Regions from separate parts of the Homo sapiens genome. Here regions 1, 2 and 4 are each linked to region 3. A link is a loop called in an ENCODE intact Hi-C map of the cell type or tissue named here. Cell type or tissue: Caco-2. All regions are shown on one strand. Each heading gives the region's core, and the rest is flanking DNA. Links, peaks and the distances in the headings are about the cores only.

Region 1 (7,781 bases), core at 1,278-6,277, 250 kb before region 3:
AGCCCAGGCATCATAGTGAGACCTAGGTTAAGACCTTGTCTCTATTAAATTTGAAAAGATTAGGCAGGGGTGGTGGTGCCTGCCTGTGGTCCCAGCTACTCAGGAGGCTGAGGTGGAGGGTTGCTCGAGCCCAGAAGGTCGAGGAGCAGTGAGCCATGATCATGTCACTGTGCTCCAGCCTGGGTGACAGAGCAAGACCCTCTCTCAAAAAAAAAGCCAATTTGAATGTTCTGTGTATGTATGTCTACATGCCCATGTGGTATGTGTACACATGTGTATGTGGATGCCTGTATGGTACATGTACCTGTGCCTGTGTTTGCATATGTGCACATGCATGTGCACGTGTAAATCTTTATGTGTATGTAGGTTTGTGTGCAAGAAAGTACATGTCTATATGTGTGTTAACATGTGCATGTATGTGTGCACATGCCTATGTGTACACACGTACAATGTGTGCATGCATGTACGCACCTATATAAGCATGTGTGTGCCTGTCTGTATGTGTACATCTCTGTGTACACATACATGTGTGTATAGGCATGTATGCATGTGTGTGGCTGCCTGTACGTGTACGTCTGCATGTGTCCACATATGTGTGTATAGGCATGTATACATGTGCATGTGGTTTGGAACAGGGAGCTACAGCATGACAGGCATGGCATTGTTCAGAGAAGAGAAGTGAGAGAAAGCTCCTGAACTCCTCCTCAGGAAGGCATCAGGAAGCGCGGCCTCTGCCTATCGGGATCTCACCACAGGGCTCTCCTCCCGACCCACTCCGCTGTGAGTAGAAGGGGGACATTGTCCCCACCAAGCCCCTGCATCCAGTTCTTTCCCAGCTGCTTGCCTTTTTCTCTGCAGGCTCCTGTAGGATGTACAGAGCCTCTTCAAGGGTAGTCCCTGTGACTTCCACCATGGGGTTGAGAGTGCAGACTGAGTTTTATGGAAATATCTCACGTGGTTCCACTTTCTCTGTTGGGGCCACTGAGCAATGCATTCCTTCTGGGCCCGTGTGGCCTTATTTTTCTGTTTTTTTCTTCACGCCCTATTGTTGAAGGTTCTATGGTTTCATATGCTTTATCCCGATAGCATGTTGCCCCCTCATAGCAGCTGGTTATTTGGCCCTGATGAGGTGGAGCTGGGGTTCCCGTTCCGGCTCCAGCCCTGGGCTGTTTGAAATTCACCCCGCCCTGGCTCTTGATTTCCTCTCCCTCTGGTTTCTAGTAAGGGGAGCGCCAGTCCAGTCTGAGCTCCACTGTCACTGCCGTCACCTTCTGATGGAAACCTGCTAGTTGTAAAGTCACCTCCCTCCATGCTCCATGGGAATGCTTGACGACTCCAGATATCCTATAATTAACTGCAGGGCTTGACGGGGGACAGAGAAACTCCACCGCATGTTTATTTTTACAAAGAGGCAGCCGCACAGAGGTTGCTGAGCACACATTTATGCTGAAACACTCGCCTAGGCAGCCCTCTTCATGGCCTGTAGGATGACAGTGAGGGCACTGTTGTGTTCAGCAATTGCCACAGGAAATGACTTTATGCAAATAATCCCAGGGGAGATGCTGTAGGCTCTGAGAAAGCCGTAATTACAGCTTCCACCCGGGCATTTTCAGTGATCAAGTCTCTGGAATGTAATCTTTCCAGGCCTTCTGGAACTGGGAGTGATAAACAATCATTTGGGATAATTGCCCGAGAGCAGCCTCCACTCTCCCAGAGGCCGTGGGGCAGAAATTCCAAGTCCCTGCCTCTGAGAAGGGGGTCCTTTGGCCACCTCCCTCCGCGGTCCTGGCCAACATGTCTGCATCTCTGAAATGGAGCTTTCCTCTCTCCTGGGCTGTTCGGAAACCGCCTTCTGGGATAGACATCTCCAAGGAAGAGCTGTGTCTACTTTGTTTCTTCCCCGCCTCTCACACCCGGTTCAATGTGATACCACAAATATGGCGAGCTGTTTGAAATAATTTGCAGAACCCAACACTGAAGACAAGCTCCAACCTTCCAGGGTATATTTTGAGTATTTTAGCACGAGTGTCAAGATTTTATGCGTTACAGTATGCTCATGATATCTTCCCTGCGGTTTATTTTGGGCGAGATAAAATCTGTAGCAATTAGTTTCTCACAAGTCTATTTTATGCAGAAGAATCTGTTATTTCCTAGGCGTGTGATTTCTTTGGTTTTACCTTTACCATGAGTGTCTTCCTTCCCAGATCTCTGCTCCCCCTTGGGGTTGGCAGTTGTCCTTCGCTTCTGCCTTCTGGGCTGTGCTCCGTCCCTTAAATGCTGTTTGGGAAGACGTCAAGTGCAAATGAGGAAGCTGCTGTAGGTTAGTGAGCCATACCCAGGACCGAAATAGAAAAGTGCTGGTACCAACAGGAAATGAGAGAGTGTGTGTGCAAAGATGAGGCTATGGTTGGGATTTTGTATTTTAATCTTGTCTGAAACGTGTGTATTTCTGTCATGGGAACCAGCAAAGGACGTAGAAACAGGTAGCGTAAGACCCCTTAAGATAAAGGGAAGGAGTCCATTGTTTGCATAGAGCAGGTGTCTATGGGCGGTCCACTTTCTCTCTTTGCGTTTCTTCGAATTCTTCATTTGTACTCCATTCAACCACTTGTAAACCCTTGGTCAAACTGTTAATTGAGACGTAAATTCCATTGTAGGTATCCCTGCGATCGAAGGAAATAAAAATTCTGTCTCTCTGGAATTAGGAAGAGCATGCAGAACGTTGAAAGGGTTTAAGATGGACTAAGGTGTGTGTGAAAATGCCTCTTTTCAAAAAACCAGAAAAGAGAGCCTGCACTAATTACATGATTGTGCTTTCTTTTTAAAAAAGTTTCCAATTTTACTTAAATGGGAGAGAAACCACAGCGGATGAGGCACTCCAGGCCTTTTTCTTTTTTTCAGCAGTGGAGCAGCAGAAATCATGGATCACAAGTGTCTCTGTAATCAGGCTGCACCGAGACATTTCTCGGCATTTCTGATGTTTCAACCCTACCCCACCTGCCAGGAGGAGGCTCCAGCCCGCCAGGAGGGCAGGAGGCCATTGCTGCTGCCACTCCAGAACCTCATAAGGGTTTATTGTCTGCCCACAGTGTATTTGTCAAGGTGGGCACCTTGCGTCGTGGGGCACTCTGTTTTTTTTTCTCTCTCTTTCTTTATATATATGCATACACAGACACACACACACAAACACACACACACACACGGTCATTGCAGTTTACAAAGAAAAGAAAAGAAAAAAAAGAAGAAAAGAAAAGAAAAAAGGCAAACCAATTCCCCTCTGTCTGGGACCCAGATCAGAGCCAGCCTGCCATGACCAGTCTGGAAGAAGGTGGCAGAGAGGTGGGGCAGCTTCCCGAGGCCTGGGAGGTGCGTCTCCATGGCAACTGCGGGGCTTTCCCAGATGATGTCACACATCACACAGGATTCCTGAGATCCACCTGGAGATTGGCTGGTGAAGGATCACTGCCTTTTATCTTGTTCCAACTCTTTATTTGCGCTATAGACAGGCACTGTTTCTTACTTTAGCTCCGAGAGCAGTTTCTTCTTGATACCTAAACTGCTGGGCTGACCCCTTGTATCCTAGATTCTTTACAAGGGGGAAAAATATGTTTTTTAAACAAACGTGTTACCAGGGTGAAGTCTGAGGAGCTGGAAGGGAGGGAGACAGGGGCTTTGCTGTCCTGAAGTGATGCCTTTGCTGTGGCGTGACAGCTCAGACTGGAGCCGGGCCCCAGGGAAGGGACTAAGTAGGTGTCTGTTGCTTTTCCAGCTCTCCTACTAGCCGATCAGCTCTTCTCCCAGGTGGACCTCCTGATCCTCCGGAACCTCCTGGGTCCTGTCCCAGCAGCTGCAATTTGCAGAAGAGGAGATTGGTCAGGAGGGAGATGCCGTGGCCTCACTAGCAGCTGCAGGCTCTTTGCCTGTTTGTGGTGTAAATGTTTGAGTCTCCCCCTAATTCACATGCTGAAATTCTCACCCCCAAGGTGATGGTGTTAGGAGGTGGGGGCTTTAGGATATGATGAACTCATAAAGGTGGACCCCCCATGAATGGGATTCGAGCCCTTTTGAAAGAGATCCTGGAGAGCTCCCTCACTCCTTCCTCACTCCTTCCACCATGTGAGGACACAGTGAGAAGCCGCCATCTATGACCCAGGAAGCAGATACTCACCAGATACCAGATCTGCCAGAACCTTGATCTGGGACTTCTGACCTTTAACACTGTGAGAAGTGACTGTGCTGTTTGAAAGTCACAGTCTATGGTGACAGAACGCCACAGGGGACTCAGATATGGCCCCCATGCTTGCTACAGGAAGCCTGCGGTGGAGCCCTCTTCCCTCCTTGAAGTCTGGATATGACTGAAAAACTGTGGGTTCAAGTGTAAACAGGCTTGTTCTGTGAAGATGGACCTTTATTCTGGTAGATTTCAGCGTGTCTTGCTTGTATTCTCAATTGTGACTTAAGATGGGTGTCGCTGGCCCAGGGTGAGACAACGGGAACTGGCATGGATGCGGCTGGAGGGTACGCACCCTTCTTAAGTGGTAACAGGTGATGTTCATGGAGTGTACATTCTGAGCCAAGCATTATTTTTTTTAATTAATTCTCTTTATAAGTCTATGAGAAAAGTGTTCTTATTAGCCCCATTTTAAAGATGCAGAGACGGAGACACCGGGAAGTTGCATGATCTGAGTGCCTTATGGCTGGTGCTGCAAGAGCTAGGAGAGGAGCCAGGAGGTCCCCGTCCAGTGCCTGCACCTACTGCCAAGCTGTCCTCCCTGCCAGGTCACCACCTGAGAGCAGAAGCTGAGAGAAACTTGCTCTCTGCCCTGGTGGAGGCTGCAGGCCCTAGGAGGGAGGTTGACTCCTTGCCCCACCAGCTCCATGATTCTGTTTTGTACGGGCCCCACATAGCACGTCCATCTGCCCTGGGCTGCGAGAAGAGGCACCAGAACTTTGCAGTCAATCAGTTCCAATAGCTGACTAAGACTGAATTGTGTTCATGACCAGCACTACTTGAAGCAATATAGAAGATGTACTTTGAGTCAATCAGGGAACTCTGCAGGCAACACTCATGTAGAAAAACAGAAAAAAAAATCAAGGTAGAAGAATACAAAGCAACTAAAACGGCACTCATGCAGAAGCCAATGCCAGGCATTCTCCATTGCTGATAGATTTAAGTTGCTGGCACGAGGCTAGAAGAAAAGGCAAAATGAAGCATTTAAATAATTCAATTTTTCACAAAAGTACAGGTTAATTCCACATCTTGGCGATTGTGATCAGTGCTGCATAAATATGGGGTGCAGGTGTCTCTTTGGCACACTGATTTCCTTTCCTTGGGGTGCATACTCAGAAGTGGGATTGCTGGATCAGAGTTCTACTTTTAGTTTCTTGAGGAACCTCCATACTGTTTTTCACAGTGGCTGTTCTAGCTTACATTTCTATCAACAGTGTACAAGAGTTTTCTTTTCTTGGCATCTTTGCCAGCATTGATTTTTTCGTCCTTTTGATAATAGCTGTTTTAACTGGGGTGAGATGGTATCTCATTGTGCTTTTGATTTGTATTTGATGATTAGTGATGTTGAACATTTTAAATATATTCGTATTTGCCATGTGTATGTCTCCTTTTGAGAAATACTTATTTTATCATAGCACTATTCACAATAGCCAAGACGTGGAATCAACCTAAGTGTCCATCAACAGATGAATGGATAAAGAAAATGTGGTGCATATACGCAGTGGAATACTATTCAGCCATAAAAGGAAGGGAATCTTGTCATTTGCGGTAGTGAGGATGGAACTGAAGGACCTATGCTAAGTGAAATAAGCCAGGCTCAGAAAGACGGGTCATGCATGTTCTCACTCATATGTAGACTCTAAAGAAGTTGACCTCATGAAGGCAGAGCATAGATGATGGTAACTGAAGGCTGGGAAGGGTGGAGAGATAAGGAGAGGTTGGTTAATGGGTACATACAGTTAGATGAAGAAATAGGTTCTAGTGTTTGATGATACAATAGGATGACTATAGTTAGCAATAATTTATTGTATATTTCAAAATAGCTAGAAGAGATTTGAAATTGATATGGTTTGGCTGTGTCCCACCCAAATCTCATCTGGAATTATAGCTTCCATAATTCCAATGTGTTGTGGGAGGGACCCAGTGGGAGATAATTGAATCATGGGAGTGGTTTCCCCCATACTGTTCTTGTGGTAGTGAACAAGTCTCGTGAGATCTGATGGCTTTATAAGGGGAAACCCTTTTCACTTGGTTTTCAATTCTCTCTTGTCTGCCACCATGTAAGACATGCCTTTCACTTTCCACCATGATTGTGAGGCCTCCTCAACCATGTGGAACTGTGAGTCCATTAAACCTCTTTCTCTTTATAAATTACCTAGTCTCAGGTATGTCTTTATCAGCAGCATGAAAACAGACTAATACAGAAGTTCTCTCAACACAAAGAAATGACAAATGTTTGCAGTGATGGATATCCTAATTACCCTCGTTTACCATTACACATTGTATGTGTGTATCGAAATATCACAGGTTCCCCATAAATATGTACCATTGTTTTGTATCAGTAAAGTGGAAGAAAACATTGAAAAATAATGACAAAAAGTGACAAATGTTTGCAGTGATGGATGTCCTAATTACTCTATTTGACCATTACACATTGTACGTATGTATCGAAATATCATAGGTTCCCCATAAATAGGTACCATTATTATGTATCAATAAAAAGGAAGAAAACATTGAAAAATACAGATTAAATTTTTGAATGAAACTTTATTTTCTGTTGTTTTTACCTCCCCCAATCCCCACGACCAGCTCTGAAGTATTCAGACAAAATTCCCTCTTGAGTATTATTAATAAGGAAGATACTGGGTGATGAGCAGATGACAAACCTCCTCTGATTGCCCGTCCTGGGAAACCTTTCTGCGGCATGTCGAAATGCACCCCTCCATGTAAGTCAAGAGCCCAACACTAATGACAAGGCAGTACAAGCTCCTCCATCTGGGGTCAGGCAGATAAAGTCCGAGTTCACAGTTTGTTTCTTTTATGCAGTGAAGAACAGAAGAATGAAATGCATATCATTTGTACAATTCCCCAGCAGTATTATTTCTCAGAATCAGGCCTTGAGATACATTGAAAGAACAAAAACTGTAAAGTTATGGTCTCAGTAATGTTGTATAAGTGTATCAGCTGGCCGTGACTGACATCCCTGCATGAAATGTATGGATCCTTCCAAGACTCCGATATAAATGGGAACCACCTCTCGCTTTTATGTGGAGGTGGGTGCTAGAATGCTGCAGGCAGCACCACTAAGGCCAAGAGACTCTGTCTTGGAAGCTAATCTCCCATGTTGGCTTTGATGAACCCCAGTTCCAGGAAGGCCTCCAAGATTTTCAGTTTATCGATTGTTCCTTGTGTTAGAGCAGGCACTTAGCATAAATCCTGCCTGTAGGTCAAACAACTGTGATGTTGTCATACTTCAGTTGTCCTGCATGTCTCTTCTGAACCACCCTTTCCCTGGTACATGAGCTCCAGGTCTGGGGCTAATGGCGGGGATCCATTCTCTTGTCTAGTCCCCTAAGACACAGACGTGGCTTCTGTTTGTAAGACACTGTTAAATGTTTCTTTTTAAGAGACTGGATTTGCCAGCCTCTTTCTTTGGCCTCTCAGCCTCCTTGGACTTTGGGGACAGGTTTGCATAGACTTGCCCACTGTGAAACAGAAGGTAGGTGTTGATCACTATAACCCTCATGCAAATAATTGCAAATAATTGGCT
Region 2 (7,781 bases), core at 1,546-6,545, 80 kb before region 3:
AACACAGAACAGAGAAGAAAGGCCGCATGGAAAGCCAGTGCCGTGGTGCAAGCATGATGCTGTGATGGAAAGAACGACGGAGGGAGGTAGCAGGATGTGAGCTGGGTTTTGGAAGCTCCCAACTTAGGGTCTTTCACTTCAGTAACTGTAGACATTGATACATTTACTGGAATGAGAAGGCAGAGGGGAAATAGAATTCTGTTTGGGATATGTCAAGTGTAAGACGCCCATCAATATCTGGATCGATACCCCAAGTAGGCAATTGGATGAAAGTGTTTGCAGGCAGGTCAGGAGTAGAGAGAGAAATCTGAGAGTCACAAAATTCTGGAGTATTTAAAGCTTTAGAATCAGAATCAAAAATGGTAAGTGGAGAAAAGCAGGGATTCCAGATCCAAGTCCTGGGTGCACCAGCATTGACAGTGGGGGCAGAAGGTTGGTGTTGAGAGCCAAACAGAGCTCGGTAACACTGTGAGCTGTCAAGAATGTCCACTCGTCTAGCTCACCAGCCAGCTTTATTCATGTCATTGTCCTTCTGCCAATCCTAACATCAATGAGATGTAATGGCGGTGATAAATATGGATGTATTCATGTCTCTTTGTGCAGAAAGCAGAGATTGTTGCAGCATAATATTTTTAAAAAGGAGTAGGTACCAAACATTTTATCACATTTCTCTCTAAACTATTTTTTTTCTGCCTGGTGGAGAGTAGGCTTTTGTTTGTCAGTTTGTTTTGTTTTTCAGGAAGGTACTGCAGGCACCTAATTAGAGGAGACGGTGATACGTTTACAAAGTATTAATGGAGCTGTCTTTTCCCGCCTTACCGTGAACAAGCACTTTTTCTTGTACTTAAGTTTAAAATGTCTTTCTAGGAATAGAACAATTGCAAACACTGCAAAGTGCGAGTAGGAGGGAGGGGATGGTGAGGAGGGGGAGGCTGCCTGGACTCCAGGGAGTAAACACTGCAAAATGGGAGTGGGAGGGAGGGGATGGTGAGGAGGGGAGGCTGTCTGGACCCCAGGGAGGTGTCATGGACCCTGTACCATTTAATCCATCCCTCTCTCATTTCCTATTTAAAATACTAAGAATGAGTAAAACATACAGGAGAAATTTAGAGAAAAGAGAGTGGAAAACTTTAATTTTTAGAGTTGTCAATGAAAACATGTCTTCTTTTCTAAGGGACAAGAAAGAAATCAATCCTGGGTCATTGAGCTGGAATTTAAACAGAGCCTCAGACTACATGGATTGTTCTAGATAGCATAGCCTGTTAACTTCATTCCAAAATGATCATTTGGTTAAAAACACTTATGAAAACAATTTTTGGTGGCCTTGGCCTCAGGACTGATTGGCTCACTCCAGAAAATCCAGCAGGTTAAACATGTAAATCAGCCTTGGGGAGGTGTTAGGAAGCAAAAACTCCAAGCCTGGTACCTATGTGGATGGCGGTTTATGGGTTTAGGACATGCTTTGAGATGAATGTATTGGATTCTTAGACCCAACTCTTTTGATCGCTGATTTTTTGATGGAGAATATTGCGTCTTCCTAGCTAGCTTGATAAGTGTGGGGATGTCACGTCTCCTTAGCAATCCGAGTTATATGGAATAATCTAGAACAATTTAAAATGCTGCCTCATTTTTCCTGTAAGCAAACTTTATTCTTCAATAATAAGTACAGGTGGTTTTTGCCGGTTGATTAATTCCTTGGTCTTTACTCAGGGTAAGTACTGAGGGAGGAGGATTGTGTAGGTGGGATTGGGCCATGGTGTGAGTGTGGATGTTCTGAGGGCGGGAGAGTATCTCTGATTTGGAGCCTTTGCCAGTTTCCATAATGGAAGACTCCAACCACGGCCAATTTCAGGCTCTCGATATCCTGTGTTCCATGTAAAAGCTTCATGGGTCAGAAATGTCAACATTCAGCCTTCGAAAGCCAGTAGGACACAGGGCAGAGGTAGCTGGTAGGGGCCAGAACTGGGTAGATGGGAGTCGTCATCAAAGAAATGATGACCCGACCTCACATGCCTAGTAGGTCAAAAACATTTCATTGAACAAAATCTAATGGTGCCTCGTTTTCTTTCAAAAGCAGCGTTTGCATAATAACTGGTGCGCTCATGAATGCCCATTGGAAGACTGGGGAGAAAATGTAAACCCACAGGAAAAAGCATGTTTAGATGTGAAAGAAAGGCTAGTTTTTTTTTTTTCTTTAAAGCCAATTGAGTATAAAAGCGGTTGATAACTCCTAGAGTAACTGTTTGTAGTCCTTGCATTTAGAGATGGGCCACCGCTGTGCCCTTTCTCTAGCCGGAGATAATTACAACACAGTCTCACCATTCCTCCCTTCAGAAAATGATTATAATAAAATATCAAACCTGGAGGAAGCTCAGAGTCTTCAGAGATTTTCCATAACCTGTGCCTTCAGGACACAAAAACCTACATGGCCAGACAACCAGAAACAGGACTTATTTTGAAAGATTTTTCAAAGATTCACCCACTCTGTCCAGTTTTAAATGTAAAACCACATTCATAGGCAGGAAATCCTTTCCTGTATCTAACCGTGGTGTCTCATTTTTTGTGTGTTTAATTAATTCCCTTTGTCTCTTTTCTAAATGAGGGAATTATCCTCCCATCCCTAAGTATAATTAAAGATACTGAGAAACCCTATTACTTCAGATCCCACTAATTCACAAATTGTGATAATTCCAACAAGGCCTGGACTGCAAAAATAATTAGATAAGCAAATAAATGGGGTAAACAAGCCTGTAGGTCACCTTAGAGGCCTTCACTCTATACCTGCCTTCCAGTGAAGAGCTGCCTGGACCCTTTGCTGGGGAAGTGCTGTCTGGACAGACTCACCCCTTTACCAGCTCTTTTGCCATTGAAGAGAAAGGCTGTTTAGAGACCTCTGGAGATCCCTCTTTGGGAAATCTCTTTCGGAACTTTATCCCTCCACCGCCTGTAGGAGTCTGGGTCCTCACCCTGGCTGGGCCTTCCTCTGTAGCCTTGCTTCTGCCTGGAGGAAGGCCAAAAAATCCCAGGAAGTCACTTTGTAAACAGGAGCTCTTTCCCTCCATTCATGAAAGCAAATACCTGAGCGGCTTTACTGTGGGAGAGCTGGGGTGGGGACCTGGAGGCACTGCTGTGGGCAGTCAGTTGCATTTGTGTTCCAAAATTCAGGCCTTTGTGATCCTGCGAGGACTTCTGTCTTTGTTACTGTTCAGCTGTATTTTGTCAGGTTCCTTCGTTCATTGAATCATTCTTCATTGACTGCCCACTCTGGTGCCGGACCCCAAGGATATATTACATAGACAAACTATATACAGTCCTTTTAATTTCATTTAAATAAATTTTTAACAATTAAATAGTGCTCACTACTTGCGGGCACCGTGGCAAGCACATTAACAGTAATGACTCGTTTAATTTATGCTCCTCAGTGAACTCACAGAGTCGCGGAGCAAACAGCTTACAACACAGAAGATTCAGGGCGACATCCCTGAGGGAGTCAGGTGCAGTCCGGGAACATGGCGGGGCCACTCCCGCATGAGTCCTAAAGGATAATAAGGAGATTTCAGGTGAATAACTAGGGCCATTTGCAAAGCAAAATGGAAAGTTGGTGAGGCTGGAGACCTGATGTGTCCTGTGAAAGGAAAATACCTTGGGCCTCTTCACTAAGCTAAAAAGAAAACTCAAGCTGGGAACTGCTCAGGGCAAACATGCCTCCCGTTGTATTCATAGCCATCCCTCTACTCACTGAGATAGATGCATATCTGATGGCTTCCTTTGCAAAGGCTTATCAGAAACTCAAAAGAATGCAACCTTTTGTCTCTCATCTACCTGTGACCTGGAAGTCCCCTCTTGGCTTCGAGTTGTCCCTGCCTTTCTGGATGGAACCAGTGTACTTCCTACATATATTGATTGATGTCTCATGTCTCCCTAAAGTGTCTAATACTAAGCTCTGCCCCGACCACCTTGGGCACATGTCGTCTGGAGCTCCTGAGGCTGTGCAAGGGTACACATCCTCAACCTTTGCAAAATAAGCTTTCTAAAGTAACTGAGACCTGTCTCAAATTTTCAGGGTTCACAGTACCCATGAAGGAAACAGAGATGGTTGTCTAGGACTCCAAATGCTCATTTTGGTTTGGTTAGCTGGATGGAAAAAAGATAAGGCAGAAGCAGCAAGGGTGCAGCCAACTAGCTCTTAAACAAATCCAGGTGAGGAGAGATGGCAAGCTGAGAGGTTAAATGACATCAAGTGATATAAGATGGAGGTGGGAGGCCAGGTGCAGTGGCTTACGCCTGTAATCCCAGCACTTTGGGAGGCCGAGGGATCACCTGAGGTCGGGAGTTCGAGACCAGCCTGGCCAGCATGGTGAAACCCCATTTCTACTAAAAATATAAAAGTTAGCCAGGCATGGTGGCACGTGTCTGTAATCCCAGCTACTGGGGAGGCCAAGGCAGGACAATCGCTTGAATCCGGGAGGCAGAGGTTGCAGTGAGCTGAGATGGCACCATTGCACTCCAACCTGGGCAACAAGAGTGAAACTTCATCTCAAAAAAAAGAAAGAAAGAAAGAAAAAGATGGAGACTGGAGACAGGGGGCTGGAGTCCAGAGAGCCCAGGAGAGGGAGGTCGAAAGTCAGATGGGGGCAGGAACTTGGGGAGGACCTGACTGTGGGGGCCTGTGCTGGTTTCTGTGATGACTTGGACTCTGGATAGAAATCGTTATGGGTTTGCGCAGGGCTGTGTGATCTGCTTTTCATTCACATTTTTTATCGTCCTGCCTGCTATTGTGAGAGGATACTGAGGGGGCAAGGCAGAATCAAGGACACAGCCAGGAGGCAGTCACTGCTCTCTAGGTGGGAGATGACAGGGCCTGGCCTAGGGCAGGAGTGGTGAAGGGGTGGGGGTCGTGGCCAGGTGCTACACAGTCCCAATTAGTGTCAGTGGGGTTGGCTGGCAGACTTTATGTGGGATATGAGTGGTTTGACCTGAGAAACCGGAAGGTCTGGCTTCCACCCACGTAGGTGGTCGCTGCAGGAGATGCGGGCTTGTCAATTTCCAGAGTCGCCTGTGGTTGCAGCTGCCTGGTGTCACCTGCTGTGTGATTCACTCCCCTTCCCCCTTCCCTGTAGGCTGGACCTGTGAGTTCTTCTCACCAACAGAATACGGCAAAAGTGACAGGACTAAATGCTTATGCATACATGACTTATGCTTATGCATAAGACTGTAGCTCATCCTGTTGGAATATTCACTCCTGCCAGCTTTGAAGAAGCAACTTCCCATGCTGTGAGCAGCCATTATGGAAAACAGTATGGAAGTTCCTCAAAAAACTTAAAGTAGAACTACCATACGACTGACCAGTCTATCTACTGGGTATATACCCAAAGGAACTGGAATCAACATGTCAGAGAAATATCTGCACTCACATGCGCCATTATTCACATCAGCCAAGACATGGAATCGACCTAAGTGTCCAGCAAAGGATGAAAGATAAAGAAAATGTGGTGCATAGACACAAAGGAATATTATTCAGCCCTGAAAAGGAAGGAAATGCTGTCATTTGTGACAACATGAACAAACCTAGAGGACATTATGCTAATTGACATATGCTATGTGAATTAAAAATTATGCTAAGTGAAATAAGCCAGGCCCAGAATGGTAAATACCACTCAATCTCACTGGTATGTGGAATCTAAAAGTTGAACTCATAGAAGCAGAGAAGAGAGGCTGGTGCGGGTACAGGGAAAATTGGAGAGATGTTGGTCAAAGGGTACAATGTTTCAGCTAGACAGGAGAAATAAGTTAAAGATCTATTGTGCATTATGGTAACTATAGTTAATAACAATATTTTGTATGCTCGAAAATTTCTGTTAAAAGAAAAACTTTAGCCAAATTAAATTTAACCCAGTTTAGTTGAGCAAAGAACAATTCACAAATTGGGCAGCCTCCCAAGACAGAGGAGGCTCAAAGACTCCAGCGCAGCCATGGGGTGGAAGATTTATGGAGAGAAAACAGAAAGGAAGTGAGGTACACAAACAGCTGCATTGGTTACAGCATGGCATTTGCCTCCGTTGCACATGGTTTGAACAGTTGGCCCCCTTTGCTTGGCAAAAGCTCAGTGATTGGCACAAGAGTAGGCTACAGTCTGTTTACATCTCCATTTAGGTTTTAGTTCACTACGTACAGAGAAACCTTTAGGCCAAACTTAAAATATGGAAGGAGGCAGCTTTAGACTAAACTTGATTTAACATTGCTAAGAAGGTGGGTTTTAGGCATTCTCACCACACATTATATGAGGTAATGCACATGTTAATAGCTTGACTTAGTTATCACTCAGTGTACACATATGTGAAAACATCACATAATACACCATAGATATAGAGAATTTTTACTTGTCAATTAAAAATAAACAAAACAAAAGCACATTGTTTTAAGTCACTAAGTTGGTATTAATATTGTTATGAAGTGATGGATAACAAAGATGTCAGGAGAAAGACTGATTTTGTCTTGAACAGATCGAGTGTGAGCCACAAGAGATTCAAGCAGAAATGCAAGTAGGCGAATGGATGTAGGGATCTGGGCTTCAGGAGAGAGGTCTGAGCCGGCTGTATCCCTGTGGGTTCAGCAGCTGTGGAGGCACTAAAAGCCATGAGAATGCATGAGACCACCAGGAAAAAGAGATAAGAGATCTGGGGTGTTGTCCTAAGACCTTAGAGACCGGAGGAGGCCCCAGTGGGATTGGAGAAGGAAAATCCCATGTGGCAGGAGGAAAACCAGGAGGGTGGCTGCATCGGAAGCAATGGGAGGAATGGGATTTGGGGGGAAAGAGTCATCAACTCTGCCCAGCACTGCTCATAGGTCCAGGAAGAAAGGGCACCATGTCTAGGGCTCTCCATCCCTCAGTGCCACTCGCCACCCACCCCACAGTCCTGCTACAGACCTCTCATCACTCAGACCTGGAACTCCTCATGACCTCCATCTCAAACCTTCTCTTTTCTTTTCTTTGCTCTTTTCTTTTTTTTCTTTTCTCTTCTCTTCTTTTCTCATCTCTTCTCCTTTCTTTCTTCCTTCCTTCCTTCCTTCCTTCCTTCCTTACTTCCTTCCTTCCTTCCTTCCTTCCTTTCTTTCTTTCTTTTTCTTTCTTTCTTTTTTTTTCTTTCCTTTCTTTCTTTCCTTTCTTTCTTTCTTTCTTGACGGAGTCTTGCTCTGTAGCCCAGGCTGGAGTGCAGTGGCACGATCTCAGCTCACTGCAGTCTCAACCTACTGGGGTCCCACCTCAGCCTCCTGAGCAGCTGGGATCACAGGTGTGCACCACCACTCTCTGCTAATTTTGAAAAGTTTTTGTAGAAATGGGGTCTTACTATGTTGCCCAGGCTGGTCTCAGACCCCTGGGATCAAGTGATCTTCCCTCCTTGGTCTCTTAAAGTGCCAGGATTATAGGGGTGAGCCACCACACCCAGCCTCTTTTCTACACTTGCCTTCCTCCATCTCTAGCCCCTTTCCTCAGCACACCTGTCCTGCTGATCCTCAGACACGTTGACACCTACTAACACTGAACTGGCGTCTTTCTACTGCACCTTGCTCTCAGTTTCCCCTTGTCCAGCTGGAGTCATCTGTGTCTGTCTTCTGTCCCAGCATCTGTGTGGGTACACAGCTCCTGCCTCTGGGAAAGGCCAGGCCAAGTGTGCATCCCACCCCAGCCCCACACCTTCCACAGATGGGGCCGCAGCATCCATGTGTGTGCACAGCTCCTGCCTCTGGGAAAGGCCAGGCACAGAGTGCTTTCCACCCCA
Region 3 (7,781 bases), core at 1,417-6,416:
TTACAAACAACTCTCTCTCTCTCTCACACACACACACACACACACACACACACACACACACACACACACCGCTTGCTAGAGTCTGCACCTTTTTCAAGTCGTCCCAAGAGAACAATGGGACTCATGCTCTTGACTGATTTGGGGGTGAACCAAGGAGAGAAGAAGCCTGCTTCATTAGCTAAAACCAAAAGAAGGGAGGGTACTATTTATACAATCAGCTCAGAAAATACCTCTGCCACCCCTCCATCAGTGATGTTTACTTCACCTGATTATTTTGGTTCGTTACCATGGTCTGGCTGGACTATAAACAACATAGTTATTTCTCACGGTTCTGGGGGAACCAAACTGCTGGGAAGTCCAAACTTTAGGCTCTTGGCAAACTTGGCGTCTAGTGAGAGTTTGGCCCCCCAGTTCACAGACAGTGACTGCTCACTGTGTACCCGCAAGGCGGAAGGGGTGAGGCAGCCATCTGGGGCCTGATGATATGGGCACTAATCCCAATAGGGGGCTCTGTCCCCATGGTCGAATCACCTCTTAAATGGGGATTAAGATTTCAGCATGTGAATTTGGAGGGGAATGGGGCACAAACGTTGTCTATTGCACCGTTTTTATTCATTTAAAAATGTTGAAAGAGGATTAAAAATAAGAATAAAAAACTCTCAGCCTAGAACATGCTATTTGCCAATGAGATTTTCTTTTTATTTTATTTTTAAAGATCAACACCACTTACTTTCCCAAGCTTATTTTGAAAGTTGACTTAACAGAAATAATAAGAGGCTTAAAATTTACAATTTCCTTTACCTAGAAATTCCATAAACAATCTAAAAGGCAAACAGAAAATTTGAGGAAAGTTTCCAACATATATGATAGGAAAAAGTTAACATTCTTAGACTATAAATGACTGACATTATTTGAAAAGGCACACACTTCAATAGCATAATGGGCAAAGAATATAAACAAGTAATTTAGAAAAAAAACCGTATGGCCATAAAAAAAGAAAAAATATATATATGTATATATATATATATATATGAAATTATTTAGCCTCAATAGCATTCAAAGAACTATAACATACCAGATACTATTTTCACCCATCAAAAGTCAAATATTAAAAATAAGTTATAGTATCCAATGTTGTCCCACATATGAGGAAGTAAACAGCCTCCTACACTATTGGTGGAAAACAAATTAATACAACCTTTTTGTAAACTAATTTGCTTATTCCTATTAAAAACCTTTAAAATAAGTACATCCTTTTGTCCAATAAGTTTACTTGGAAAGATTTATTATAATAATTATAGCTATACTCAAAGATTTAACTTAAATATGTTCATTGTTTATATCTGATCAAATATTTGTACAATCTGGTGACCAGAATAATACATAGTATAACCCCATTTTTGTGGAAACAAATATTTATATGTACAGTTGACCCTTGAACAACATGGGTTTGAACTACTCTAGTCCACTTGTGTGTGGATTTTCCAATGAATATATTGAAAACTTTTTTGGAGATTGTAACAATTTGAAAAACCTTACAGATGAGCTGCTTAGCCTAGAAATCCTGAAAAAATTAAGAAAAAGGTATGCCATGAATACATAAACTATATGTAGATACTAGTCTTATTTATATGTTAATCAGCTGTTCATGCTATCAGTAAGGCTTCCTGTCAGGAGTCAGCTATCAGTAGTTAAATTTTAGGGGAGTCAAAAGTCATATGTGAATTGTATTCGTCCGTTTTCACCCTGCTGATAAAGACATACTTGAGACTGGGAAGAAAAAGAGGTTTAATTGGACTTACAGTTTCATGTGGCTGGGGAGGCCTCAGAATCACAACGGGAGGTGAAAGGCACTTCTTACTTGGTGCTGGCAAGAGAAGATGAGAGAGAAGCAAAAGCAGAAACCCCTGATAAGCCCATCAGATCTCATGAGACTTATTCACTATCATGAGGACAGTATGGGGGAAACCACCCCAATGATTTAAATTATGTCCCACCAGGATACAATTCAAAATGAGATTTCGGTGGGGACACAGCCAAACCCTACATGAATATTTAACTGTGCGAGAGGTCAGTGCCTATAACGCTTGCATTGTTCAAGGGTCAACTGTATATAATATATAGTTAAAAAAATACATAAAAGTATACACAGCAAAGAGGTTACTCTGGAGTGGCAGAATTTTATATTATTTTAATTTTTTCTCTGTTAATCTATGTGGACTATTTTTCCTTTAATAATCATGTGCTATGCCCTTAGATGTATTTATTATGTGAAAAAAGATAGTTATTCCTTTATTACTAAAAATAAATGCTTCTAGAATAAATAAGTAAAAGTAATATAATTATTTGGTACAGATTTTTAATAAAATGGTGTTAAAGAATAAAAATTCTTACATATGCAAGGAAGAATCAGAATGTGTATAACAAAAAAGCAATAGTCTTCATGTGTGATTATGAATTGTGAGATGTTTATTTTCTTCTTGTTCTCATCCACACTGTCTAATTTCTCTGTAAGAATGTTGATTACTTTCTAAGAAAACATAGTTTAATTGGCACCTTGGGGTTGTGGTGAAACAGGCATCCTGATGCCAGTATAATTGGCTACAGCCTTTCTTAAAAACAATTTTCAAATTCCTTTCACTATCCTTAAAAGATGACAGTGTTTTACATAGTGATTCCATTCCTGTTGATCTATCTTAAGGATATAATCAGAATATTGACTCAAGACTGTTGTTTTTCCAGAATTCTTTCAAATTGAAAAAAAAAATTTAAAAAGAAAAGAATATCTAAATAAATAAAGTATATCAATATAATGAACTATTGTGCAATCATTAGAATGATTTCTAAGTGTTTTTTACATAGTAACTTGTTATTGAACATTTAGTTTGAGTCATACGTTATATCAAAAGTTTCACCATGCATGAGTTCATTTGATTCTCTCAACAAACCTGTGAATTAATATTGTGACCATGATTAGTCACATGAGAAAACTGAGGATAAGAGAAAACTATAAGACTCTTATGTGACAAAATGTCTAAACAGAGTAACTATTTGAATCCAGCCCCTATGGATTTTGCTACTACTATCTGGAAATGATAAAGCAAAATCAGACACTACCAGTGATTTAATGCTAAGAGGAAAAAAAGTCATCACCTAAATTGTATCCTATTAAAATAGACATATAGGCATAGGAAGAAATAGAGCAAAACATTCATAGACACAATATGGGCATGGCAAGTTTTCAAATAATTTTTATTTTTTTAAAATTTTGTTCCTTTCTGTGTTTCTCAAATGTACTACAATGCACATGTATTATAAGAAGAAAAAAATAGACCGGGCACGGTGGCTCATGCCTGTAATCCCAGCACTTTGGGAGGCCGAGGTGGGCAGATCACGAGGTCAGGAGATGGAGACCATCCTGGCTAACACGGTGAAACCCTGCCTCTACTAAAAATACAAAAAATTAGCCGGGCGTGGCGGCGGATGCCTGTAGTCCCAGCTCCTCGGGAGGCTGAGGCAGGAGAATGGAGTGAACCCGGGAGGCAGAGCTTGCAGTGAGCCTAGATCGTGCCACTGCACTCCAACCTGGGTGACAGAGCAAGACTCCATCTCAAAGAAAAAAAAAAAAAAAGAAGAAGAAAAAAATAAGGTAGCTGTAAGTAACCAAAAAAATACATTTTCAAACGGGGGTTATTCTCATGTTTGGCATGTGTCATATAAACACTAAACAGTGCTAGAATAATGGGTAACTTGACTTTATACACACTGTGCTTTATCATAATTCTGCAGAAAATGATACAAAATATATCACTTGACTTAGAATATGAAGGTCAATATATTTTGTAATTAGGTATTTGACAAATGCTTTCCTGTAAGAGCTCCTCGCTTTATAAATATGGACTCACTGATATCGATGATAAAATAAATATCAAAGTTTGTCATCCACAGGGGAAGGATGTTGAGATAAGATTTTCGTTTCACCCTTTACCCACTCATATGGTATGAGAGGAACCCCAGCAGAGCAGGAAGTTCAGGTAACATTACTCAGCATTACTCAGTCTCTTCTGAGCTGTTTCTTTCTCACTTGCTGTCTTACATCCTTCAGATATTACTTTTTACAAGACTTCAAACACTAATAAAATGATACACATTAGTAAAAGAGAAAAATCCATTATATAACCCTTCAGAATAGACTAAAGGAGCAGAGTCCATAAAAGCTGAATCATCCCATTGTGTAGGTCCCTACCAAAAACACTTGACTTATCAGCTGAGCCAGGAAACCTCATCTTCAGTACACATGAGATATCAGTAGCTGTTTCACAGGTTGGTCATCAAGGGAGGCATTTAGGTAAAGATTCGCATTCTGACTTTATCACTCACTAACTGGAGAATTGCAGCAAGTTACTCAAGCCCTTAATACCTCTGTTTTCTCAGTATTAGGAATGCAGAGTAATGTCTATTACATAGGGCAGTTGTGAAATTTGGGCAAGAGAGTGTGTGTTAAATCCAGAGGCTGACACATAATTAAGTATTCAACTCAGTCAGCGAATGTGTTTACTAAGTGCCAAGTCACCCACTGAAATCAAACCTGTCCGTGGTGCCACAGATACAGCTGTAAGAATGCAGCCAAAACCCTGTCCTCCGCCAGCTCATATTTTAGTGATCCTTATTGTACAGGTCTTGAATTTGACCAATCAGCAGACATAGTGGTTTTTGTTATAATAAAATCTAGATTAAACATATTTATTGGATAATTTTTAAATCTTCAGAAAAAGATTCACAAAATAATATTTTATATTGCAATGTATATTTTTACTTGATTGGTAAAATTAAGATCTTTAATCCACTTTTCTTTCTTTTTTTTTTTTTTTTGAGATGGAGTCTCACTCTGTTGCCCCAGGTGCCCCAGGCTGGACTGCAGTGGCACGACCTCGGCTCACTGCAAGCTCCACCTCCCCGGTTCAGGTCATTCTCCTGCCTCAGCCTCCCGAGTAGCTGGGACTATAGGCACCCAACAACACACCTAGCTAATTTTTTGTATTTTTAGTAGAAACAGGGTTTCCCCGTGTCAGTCAGGTTGGTCTCGATCTCCTGACCTTGCGATCTGCCCACGTCGGCCTCCCAAAGTGCTGGGATTACAGGTGTGAGCCACTGTGCCCGGCTAATCCACTTTTCAGAAAGACTTTTTTGATAGTTAATTTTATGTCAACTTGACTGGGCAAAGGGATGCCCAGATAGCTGGTAAAAGTCCATTCCCAGGTGTGTTTTTGGAAGAGATTTGCATTTCATTTGACTTGATGGGATTGATTTTTGAATTGGTGAATGGAGGTAAAGAAGACCCACCCTCGCCAATGTGGGCATAATCCAGTTCTTTTGTAACCTCCCAGCGGGTTCACCTTGTTCGCTGCTTAGACAGAACCGATTTATCAAGACAGGGGAAATGCAATGGAGAAAGAGTAGTTCACACAGAGCCAGCTGTGTGGAAGCTGGAGTTTTATTATTACTCAAATCAGTCTCCCCGAACATTTGGAGATCAGAGTTTTTGAAGATAATTTGGTGGGTGGGGAGGGGCAGTGAGTTGGGGAGTGCTGATTGGTTGGGTTGGAGATGAAATCATGGAGCATCACTGTCTTCTTGGGCTGAGTTAGCTCCTGGGTGGGGGTCACAAGATCAGATGGGCCAGTTTATCCATCTGTGTGGTGCCAGCTGCTTCATCAAGTGCAGGGTCTACAAAACATCTCAAGCACGGATTTTAGAAGCAGTTTAAAGAGGTTCAGAATCTCGTAGCCTCCAGCTGCATGACTCCTAAACCGTAATTACTAATCTTGTGGCTAATGTTAGTAGCCTAGTTCCCAGGCAAGAAGGAGGTTTGTTTTGGGAAAGGGCTGTTATTGTCTTTGTTTTAAACTGTAAACTATGAACTAAGTTTCTCCCAAAGTTAGTTCAGCCTATGACAAGAATGAACAAGGACAGCTTGGAGGTTAGAGGCAAGATGAAATTGGTTAAGTTGGATCTTTTTCACTGTCTCAGTCATAATTTTGCAAAGGCAGTTTCACTTTCAGAGCCCAAACAGTACAAAAAATGTAGCGGAAGGGTGAATTTTCTTTCTGTGTTGTAGCCAGGACATCCATCTTCTCCTGCCCTCACGTTGGGAGCTTCTGGTTCTTAGGTCTTCAGATTTGAACTTGGGACTTGGGACTGAGCCACACCACCAGCATTCCTGGCTCTGCAGCTTGCAGACAGCAGATTGTGAGACTTCTAGGTCCTCATAATCTCAGCAGCCACTTCCGTTAATCTCTATATATACATATACATATACATGTGTGTGTTCATGTATGTGTGTGTGTGTAGTCCATGTATGTGTGCGTGTGTGTATAGTAACACTTTTGTTACTCCATTTAACCTTGATTACATAACATTCACAAGCAAGTGTTTAAATACAATTCTTTTTTAATTTGAATTGTTTGGTATTTTGTGGGCCTTTTGGTTTAAAGGCTCATATTATTTAGCTTTAAACAATATTCTTGTTTCATTTATTTTATAATTTCTGTTTTTCCAAGTTTATTTTGCTCTAACTCCTGCTATTTTTTTGCCTTCAAGTTTCATATATACATTTTTTGTCATATATATGCATGTGTGTGTGTGTGTCCTTGAAGACAAGAAATATATACATATGGACCTTGAAGACAAGGACTACACACACACACACACACACATGCACACACACATGCACACATGCATGCACATTTTATGTATTTGCATCTATACATGCATAGAGAGCATATATATGTATATGTGTATATATACGTGTGTGTGTATATATGTGTGTGTTTATATGCGTGTGTGTGTCCTTGAAGACAAGCAATGCAGTTGTTGTTTACATGTCCTGTGCCTATCACAATGCATGGGATATGATATGCTTTCAGTAAAGCTTGCTGAACAAATGCATGAATGAATGGGTTAGCAAAAATATTTTAACCTGCCTAAAAGAAACCATAAAATTTATAATTTTTTAAAGCAAGACTGTCATGTATATATCAACAGATAAATGAAAATTTGTTAGAGAAAAAAGAAAAAGCCCAGAATGAGAATATTATGTTCTCTTTATCCAAACTAACTCCTGTAGATGTGAAACTTGGAGAGAAAATAAACAGGATCATTTGCTTAGGATTTCTCTTCTAAGAGCTCTAAATATTGGAAACACACTGAGTAGCAATATTGCATCCAAATCTGTTGGTTAACAAATTAAAAATGTATAAAATAACAAACATCTTCCTTAGGGTAGGCCCATAAAAAATAGATTTACTAAATGAAAGAAGTAGTGTTTCAAAATAATTTCTATCACTAATTTGAAGGTTTTGCTTTATTGCATTTTTTGTTCAATACTGCTAAAGCAATTCTTATCATTTTTTCAGTGATTCTCAATTTTGAACACTTTTGTTACTCTGATTTAACCTTCATTATGTAACATTCCCAATCAAGTGTTCAAATGCAATTCTTTTTTTTTTTTTTTTTTGAGATGGAGTTTTGCTCTGTCGCCCAGGCTGGAGTGCAGTGGCACGATCTCGGCTCACTGCAAGCTCCGCCTCCTGGGTTCATGCCATTCTCCTGCCTCAGCCTCCCGAGTAGCTGGGACTACAGGTGCCCACCACCACGCCCAGCTAATTTTTTGTATTTGTTTTGTTTTGTTTTGTTTTTTTAGTAGAGACAGGGTTTCACTGTGTTAGCCAGGGTGGTCTCGATATCCTGACCTCATGATCTGCCCACCTCGGCCTCCCAAA
Region 4 (7,781 bases), core at 1,471-6,470, 85 kb after region 3:
AAGGTCCCCTCGTGGAATAGTTACTAGTAAATTCATTGAGAGGAGCCCTGGCTTTATTCCATCCAGGTGTGTGCATGTGTGTACACGCATGCCTATGTGTATGTGTACATAAACACACATATGCGTACACTGGGCTTCCAGATTAGAATGTATTTTATTGCTGACGTTTATTTGACCATGATGCTCTGCCACTGTAATCAGGTTATTTTCTTGAGTGAGGCTCCAGTCTCTCCACGCAAATGGAAATAAAAGCAGCACCTTTCCTGCTGTGAGCCCACAAACCTCCTTCCACCCTCCGTCAGGCCGTGCAGAAGGCCGCCATCATTATTTCCTTCCTGTGAGTTAGAGGTCATTTCATTCCACATGTATTTCTAAAAAACTAAAAGGGTATGTTTTATATGTTTTAATCTTAGCTTTTCTTTGAGCTGAATAAGAAGGGGGCAGAGTTGTATGTGATCTGAAACTTCAGTGTTTCAGCAAATATTATATGGTTAAGATTTAGATGGTTATTTCTGATGTTGAATGCCATATTTGTAATATTTCATCATTTGCAAAATGATTGCTAGATGATTACCCGTTTAGTAAGTTAAACCGGAAGTTCCCCCAGTGTCTACTATGTTAAATAGTTTTGTTTTCTTAAGTCATGAATGGAATTTCAATGTAATTAAAATGTTCAGTATCTACTTGATAAAACAGCAATATCTGGTGGGAAAATGATCCAATGCATACCAGTGACTCTTGAATCTCGGTCTCACGCTGAGCAGAAAAAGCCAGACACCAAAGACAGGTGGGGTCCGATTGCACTGCGTGAACAGCTAGAGCAGGCCAAACTCATCTTTCGAGATAGAAACCCCATCAGGGCATGCTGGAGGCAGAGCGGGAAGGGAGTCTGCACGCAGAGGCTCTGTGTTAGCAGAAGTGTTGGTTGCGGATTTGGGGATGGCCATTCAGGGGTAGGGGTATGCATTTCTTAAAATTCATCACACTCGCTTCGGGAGGCTGTGGATCGCCTGAGGTCAGGAGTTCGAGACCAGCCTGACCAACATGGTGAAACCCTGTGTCTACTAAAAATACAAAATTAGCCCGGCGTGGTGGCAGACGCCTGTAATCCCAGCTACTTGGCAGGCTGAGGCCCGAGAATCACTTGAACCCGAGAGGAGGAGGTTGCAGTGAGCCAGATGGCACCACTGCACACGGGAGGTTGCAGTGAGCCAGATGGCACCACTGCACTGCACTCGTCTGGGTGACAGAGGGAGACTCTGTCCAAAAAAAAAAAAAAAAAAAAAAAAAAGAAGAAGAAGAAGAAAAGAAAAAGAAAATGCACATTTGTAAGATCCATTCTGATGCAGTCAGAGGTGGGGGGATATCATGGGAAGTCATCGGTCAGTGCCTTCAGGGGTCTTGTGGCCACCTCTGTCTCCTCTCTGTGTAGACGAGTGCCCGGTAGATTATGTTTGTGCTCGCTGACTTAATCCATGACTGAGTACAAACTTCACTTACTTTGAAACCTTCTAGTTTCTCAGCAAAATGAAAAAGTTACTTTTTCTCCTTGTGTGCTAGGCACATAAATTCTAATAACCTTTATCTCTGGAAAGACAGATTTCCAGTATTGGCCATTTCAATTTATATTATTCATAGATGTTGGCCCTTAGCATTCCCACTTACAATAACCACAAATCCAGACTCCATGCCTGCAAACTTATCTTATGGCGGAAAAGATCTTTTTAAGATAAAGACCAGATAACCAGACAACCGTAACAAAGCGAATTCCAAGCTAAGGAATTGATGATTCTGGTTAACTGTGGACAGAGCCCAGCGGGAAGCTGACTTGAGTTCATGTTCTCCATAGATCTGGGGTCAACACGAGAATCCCTTTCCCATGAAATGGTATAATAATTCCCTTTGAAATGTATTCTCTTAAATGCCACTGTGGGGAAATTTATTAAAAATTTATAGTATATATTAAATCAATAAGATGAAGATATTTTTTCTCATGGCTATTCTTTAGGTAGACCTCAACGTGACATTCAAATCCTGTGCTAGATGGATGTGAATGTAATGGTTTTGTAAGTAGCTTCCTTCTTGACGGGTCACAAGGCAGTGTCCATGCACACCCCAAGTCAGGAGACACGCAGTCAGAGGTAGATTTAGTAACAGGACAGGAGAATGCGTGCTGACATGCAGATTACCTACTGCAGGGCCTTCCATTTCAAAGCATGATATAACCCCATATATTTAGGAAGATGACCAGCTCTGTGATTTTGTGATGCCTTCAGTATCTTTTGTATTTTATACAAATTGGCGTTATCTTTCATGAATTGCATGGAGAGTATCCAAGGGTGATATCTCTTCCTGAAGAATACCTGGACATCATTTAATTGTCAGCTTCAGAGACCGGCCTCTCTGACTCTCTCTTTCTGGGATTTGCAGTCAGAGAAGGTGGAGATGTAAACTGCTAAAATTACATGAACATATATGGGCCTCTTTTCCTCCCCACCCCACCCCCCCAAAAAAAAGCCATCTTTCTCTGAACACATCAAGTTATCACCACTTTTGATGTGAAGGGATCTGAACCCCTTCTGTGTATATCCACACTCCTGGTATGACATGATTGGAATTACTTCTTCATCTCCCATTTGACTAGCAGTTCTGTTTATTGATCTACATTTGGCCAATTAAAATAAACAGAAAGTTTGGTGTGAATTAAAAATTACAAGACCCTTCGTCATGCCATTACTTAGACTTTAACAGATAAATACTGACATTTCAATAAAGAATCATACCATGTTGTAGGAATCACAGCATCATATATGGCTTTTTTTTCCTGCAGCCAGGCATGGCGTTGCTCCTCTTGGTATCAATACCATTTCTTTTGCTTGGGCCTTTGTTTAAAGAGGAGGAATGTGACACATTTTTATTTTAATCATACTTGGTTTCTGGGAAATTCAGCTATTCTTTTCTCCTCTTTATCAAAGTGATGATGTAAACATTATCAGACTCACTAATTAGATAGTTGGCCAAACCTGTAAATAAAGCTAAAGTCACAGCCCTCTGATCTTCAAAGAGAAACAGTCTAGATGAAGAGAAAGGTGTTCTGTTGATAAAACACTGCCATGTAATTGGAGGCAAAATTAGATCACAATGGAGGCTCCTAACAGGCATGAAGATTAATCTTGTGTCTGTGACCCACTTGAGTTCTTCTTAATACCAACCTATATTAAGAAAGTCTTAACATCACTTGAAATCTCAAAGCACAGAGCTTTGGTTCATCTTTCCAACATTGATTTCATTTTTCTAGGTGAGATGTGAAGATTTTTAGGAATGAATGTGGGATGCGACAGGGTCCTTAGGTTTCCTGGGTGATGTTTTCAAGGTGCTCTCAACCTCTTTGTTTCACTAAGACTTCCAAGAGCAGTGCGGATGTCTAAGCAGGCAGTTTACCTGTGAGACAGCAGAGAATACACTGAGTCCGGGAAATTCAGTGACTTCTTTGGGGCCACTTGGCTGGTGAAGTACAGAATTTGAAGTTGGATCAATTAGATCTGCTAATTCTCCTTCTCTAAGTGGTGCATAGAACAAATATTTTAAAAAATAGATTCTATTTGTCGCCGTGTATGAATAGAAGAAAAGATGATTCTATTGTTGCTTTTGTATATCGAAGGAGGAACTTTCTAAACTGTAAGCCTAACGATGTCTCACACAGCAGTCTTTATTGACTACAAATCTATCCTGTGGTCCTGGGATCCAGGTTATAATTTTGTATTATTTAAATATTTTATATAAGAACAATATCCAAAATGGCCATCCATTTTTTTATATTTAGATATTTTTGTATTTAGATATTTGCAAGTTTTTATATTTAGTTTTTTTGTAAATTTTACAATTCTGGACTCTTGCAGAAACTGTCATTGTTCGCCTAAGCTGAAAATATTTTAAGAAGGAGTTTGAAATGCAGTTCCACAGACCTCATTCTTCTCCCCCAATAATATTTTCATAAGACATTTCCAATCTTTCAGAAGACAGTTTGGTTAAAACGTCAGTTATTTTTGTTTATGACCTCTGTTTAGGTACAAGCTGAGTATTTTATTCTTATCTGCATGACAAGAATCTAGTAGAAATGGAGGATGAGGCTTATCTAAGGTAAAAAGCTTTAGTTTAAAAAAATGTTGATGACTGGCATATGTGTGTAACATTGATATTGGCCAGCTATAAAATAATTTAAATAGGCTGTATTATTTTATGCCTTTATGGCTGGATTCTATTACCATGCTGGTGTTCAATCTCTACCCGACAGACAATCACTAGAGAAAGGAAATTTGATTCTGAGGCCCTCTAAACAGGGCCACTCCCTGCTTGCACAGTTGCCCCACGTCTGGAAGGATTTGAGCAAAGCCCAGGAGCAGATGCCCCAGCCGTGAGGTCATGAGGAAGCCTCTGGCCGCAGGGAGAGATAAAGTTGCAGGGTGTGTGGCAAAGGATTAGGAGAAACCTTGGAATTTGGACTGAGCAATTTGACTTCAGCAGACTTAACCTGAGGCGGCAGTGGGAGAATCAATTTGCCTTAAATAAAGTGTTTGAAGAATGCAGAGTGGATATGGTAGAAAAGGTGCAAACCACAGCGCCTTCTGGAATGGGATCAAGAAACTCCACTCCGTAAGGTGGGGAAACGGAGGCTGTTAAAAAACGTAAAGGCATAGAATAGAATCACACAGTGATAGGAAAATTATACCAAGTCACCACCCCTGAACCCGATCAGCCTATGTAAATGACTTTGTGCTAATAGGAGTTTCAGAGAAGGCTAAACTCCCAAACCTTTGCCTGACACCACCCTGGTGCTTAAGACCACCTTGGTGATGAGTCTGGAGTCCACGCGTGGCTCATAACACACGGTCTATAATGTGCTAGCTAAGCACAGAAACACACGCGTTCTGGGTGACTTGACGTTTTAATAAACATGTGATTCCCACACATGGGAATGCTCAGGCCTGGAACTGACCCACAGGGATGCGTCCTCACAGCCTGGGGGAGCCACGAGGATTTGGCTCTGATTCTCATCTTCCCCCTCTTCATCCCTTGCCCTCCCACTCCTCCATGACGTGGTGGCCACAGCTCCTGCCGGGCAGTGAGGCCGACTGCAGCTGACCGGTGACCGGCGTGGCTGGCTCAAGGCTTTGGCTCTGGTTACAAATAAACTGGCCGTGAAGTTCTTCCATTTTCCTGTGTGCTCCTCTGTCTCCATGTGTGCGTTTATAGCTGGTTCCCACAGGGCTGCTTATCAACCCCAGCTTCTTCCAATCTCACGGCTGACGCGCAGGCTGTGGACCCCGATGGGGACGATATGGAGCCTTTTGCTGGCATCCCGGCAGTTTGGTGGTAGGAAGTACTTATGTGGGTATTTCTCAGTTTTCTCAGGTTTGGAAATTTCCAAACCTGAGGCAGTGGGATTTCTTGTGATACTAGAATCTTTTGGAGGGTAGTGAGTGCTTTCTGGGATGGGGTCCCAGCCACGTGAGACAGGCTCACGGTTTCAAGCCATCCTGCAGATCGGCTCCAGGGTCGTGCCTTCACCCCAGACCTGCCTCCAGATAACATTTCCCTGGGCCTCTGGTGTCCAAGAATCTGTTAAAAATCAGACTAAAACCGTTAGGTGCCATGACAAGACCTCCGGTACCACCAGGGCCCAGCGCGATTGATTTAAGAACACTTCAAACTCACTGCCGCCTTCTTAAAAAATAGGAAGAGAGAGTGAGTAATAGGGAGGGGAGAAAGGGGAGTTTGTCAGCCATCATATGTCATAAGAGGATATTTTATTTTAAAAATATGTTGAAGCTGGCCATGGTGTGAGTTGACTGCTGAGGGAGTGAGGCTTTCTGTTAGAGAAAACTCTTATCCGTTCCTTAGGAAACGTGATGATAGGCTTGCTAATTTGCAAGTGATGTGAGGCTCCTCCCCGCTTCACTCCTCCCAACACACACACACACACACACACACACACACACACACACACACACACTCACTTTGTGGCCTCCATGGACGAGGTTGCAGTAAAAAAGAGAGAAATTTGTCACAGAAGAGATGTCAAGAAGACAGTGGGCTGGAAAGTGGGCCAGCCCTGAGAAGGAGAAGCACCCGCACAATTGGAAACATTCTCGGGGGGCAGAGGGAAGGGGACTGGAAGCATTCTCGGGGGGCAGAGGGAAGGGGACTGGAAGCATTCTCGGGGGGCAGAGGGAAGGGGACTGGAAGCATTCTCGGGGGCAGAGGGAAGGGGACCGGAAGCATTCTTCCGGGGTGAAGGGGAAGGAGCTGGCCTACTCAGGCGATGTAGCTACGTGGCAGTCTCATCTCCCTTTTGTGGATCAAGAAACAAACTCAGGCTTAGAAAGGCAAATGACTTCCCTGGGGACACAGGGCAGTGATTGGTGGCACAGGAATTCAAGCCCGAGTCTGCATGCCTGTCCACATAGAGGCAGGCGTCAGGGCCGCAGGTGCTGCCGTATGGACATATGTTAACTTACGCTAACTTGCCTTTAGGACTCATCTTTGCTGTTATTTGCTTACGACAGAGCTGCTTCTATAATTATGACAGGATTCCCTGCCTTAGGAAAGGTGAGTCTGAGAGAGGAGAGAATCTGGAGTTATGCTGGCTCAATGAACACTCTTCATCTGATTCTTGAATTCCTTGCTCTTCATTCCTGACCAGGCTTATCTTCTGTTGGGAAATTCCAGCAACAGGGACCTTGTTTCAGAGCTACCGGACTGTAACATCTGGTAGCGATCCCTGAAAGAGTAATCGGGAGAAGCACTGGTTGGAGGGTTGAGGAGGGGGAACTCAACACCCCACCTCCAACCCCCAAAAGAAACCTCTGTGTGTGTGTTCCTGTATGTACGCGTGCGTGTGTTCCTGTATGTACGCGCACGTGCGTTCCTGTATGTACGCGCGCGTGTGTTCCTGTATGTACGCGTGTGTGTTCCTGTATGTACGCGCGTGTGTGTTCCTGTATGTACATGTGTGTGTCTGTGGTCTCCGAGCGTGTCTGTGTGCTTCTGTGTCTCCATGTGTATATTTAGGTGTGTGTGACCCTGTGTATGTCTGCACTTGCACCTGTGCCCGTGTTCGCGTATGCTTCTGGGGGTGTGTATGTGCTCGTGTGCATGTGTGTATTCATGTCTGTGTGTACAGTACATGTGTGTCTGTGTGTGCTGGGTGTGTATGTGTGTATATGTACTGCTGTGTGTCTCTGTGTGTATGTTCATGTATATATGTGTGCATGTGTCTGTGTGTATGGCTGTGCATGAGCTTATGTGTGCGTGTCTTTGTGAGTGTGTAAGTGTATAGACGTGTGTCCATGTGTATGTATAAGGGTGTGTATATGTGTATCTGTGTGACTATGCATCTGCGTGTGCACATATGTGTCTGTGTGTCTGTGTGTGCATGTGTCTGTATACATGTGCATGGCCATATGTGTATCTGTGTATATTTGTGCCTGTATGTGTAGGTGTGTGTCTGTGTGAGACTCTGTGTGGGTACCTGTGTCTCTGTGTGTGTGTGACTGTGTGGGTCACTGTGTGTGTGCATGGGGTGAGGGAGGAAGTAGAAGAAGGAGGCATTTTCCCTGGAAACATGCAAACGTCCCGCCGTGGGGCACGAGCTCTCTGAGTTCTTGGAATGATTCTGACGTCCATCGTAGCAGATAAGTGAAGTTGTCCTCATCCGGAAATAGAGAGAGAGGGATTGCTTTGACATAAAGCTACACCACTTTGTGTATAATGTAATGAAT

What was found. A loop is a pair of places that touch in the nucleus more often than their neighbours do. Peaks named below come from ENCODE experiments on the same cell type or tissue, not always from the same donor. Only the 100,000 strongest peaks of a DNase experiment are listed, where the experiment ranks them.
Region 1: it touches region 3 in a loop (2.1-fold over the local background); 4 of 110 quality-filtered maps call a loop at or near these places.
Region 2: it touches region 3 in a loop (5-fold over the local background); 4 of 110 quality-filtered maps call a loop at or near these places.
Region 4: a loop joins it to region 3, with 2.8 times the contacts of the local background. A loop is called at or near these places in 5 of 110 quality-filtered maps.

The regions. Positions count from the first base shown.
Region 1 is chr10:3,483,164-3,490,944 of GRCh38, forward strand. All of the region lies in intron 3 of LINC02669 (long intergenic non-protein coding RNA 2669), which reads right to left. All of the region lies in intron 1 of LOC105376360 (a long non-coding RNA gene), which reads left to right. The region is part of intron 1 of LOC124902538 (a long non-coding RNA gene); the gene reads left to right. LOC107984192 (a long non-coding RNA gene) reads left to right here and starts at 384. Exons shown (of 2, transcript XR_001747329.1): 1 at 384-2,320; 2 at 2,658-7,781. RefSeq lists an enhancer at 2,846-4,045. In Caco-2, for the core only: no CTCF peak of the experiment used is centred there; a DNase peak (open chromatin) is centred at 3,378.
Region 2 is chr10:3,655,953-3,663,733 of GRCh38, forward strand. All of the region lies in intron 1 of LOC105376360 (a long non-coding RNA gene), which reads left to right. Among named protein-coding and RNA genes, the nearest start is that of KLF6, 130 kb to the right of the region's middle. In Caco-2, for the core only: no CTCF peak of the experiment used is centred there; DNase peaks (open chromatin) are centred at 3,041 and 3,799.
Region 3 is chr10:3,736,218-3,743,998 of GRCh38, forward strand. All of the region lies in intron 1 of LOC105376360 (a long non-coding RNA gene), which reads left to right. Among named protein-coding and RNA genes, the nearest start is that of KLF6, 45 kb to the right of the region's middle. RefSeq lists enhancers at 3,353-4,552, 6,126-6,265. In Caco-2, for the core only: no CTCF peak of the experiment used is centred there; DNase peaks (open chromatin) are centred at 4,294 and 4,570.
Region 4 is chr10:3,821,001-3,828,781 of GRCh38, forward strand. No RefSeq gene overlaps it. Among named protein-coding and RNA genes, the nearest start is that of LINC02639, 9.1 kb to the right of the region's middle. In Caco-2, for the core only: no CTCF peak of the experiment used is centred there; DNase peaks (open chromatin) are centred at 4,421, 5,118 and 6,441.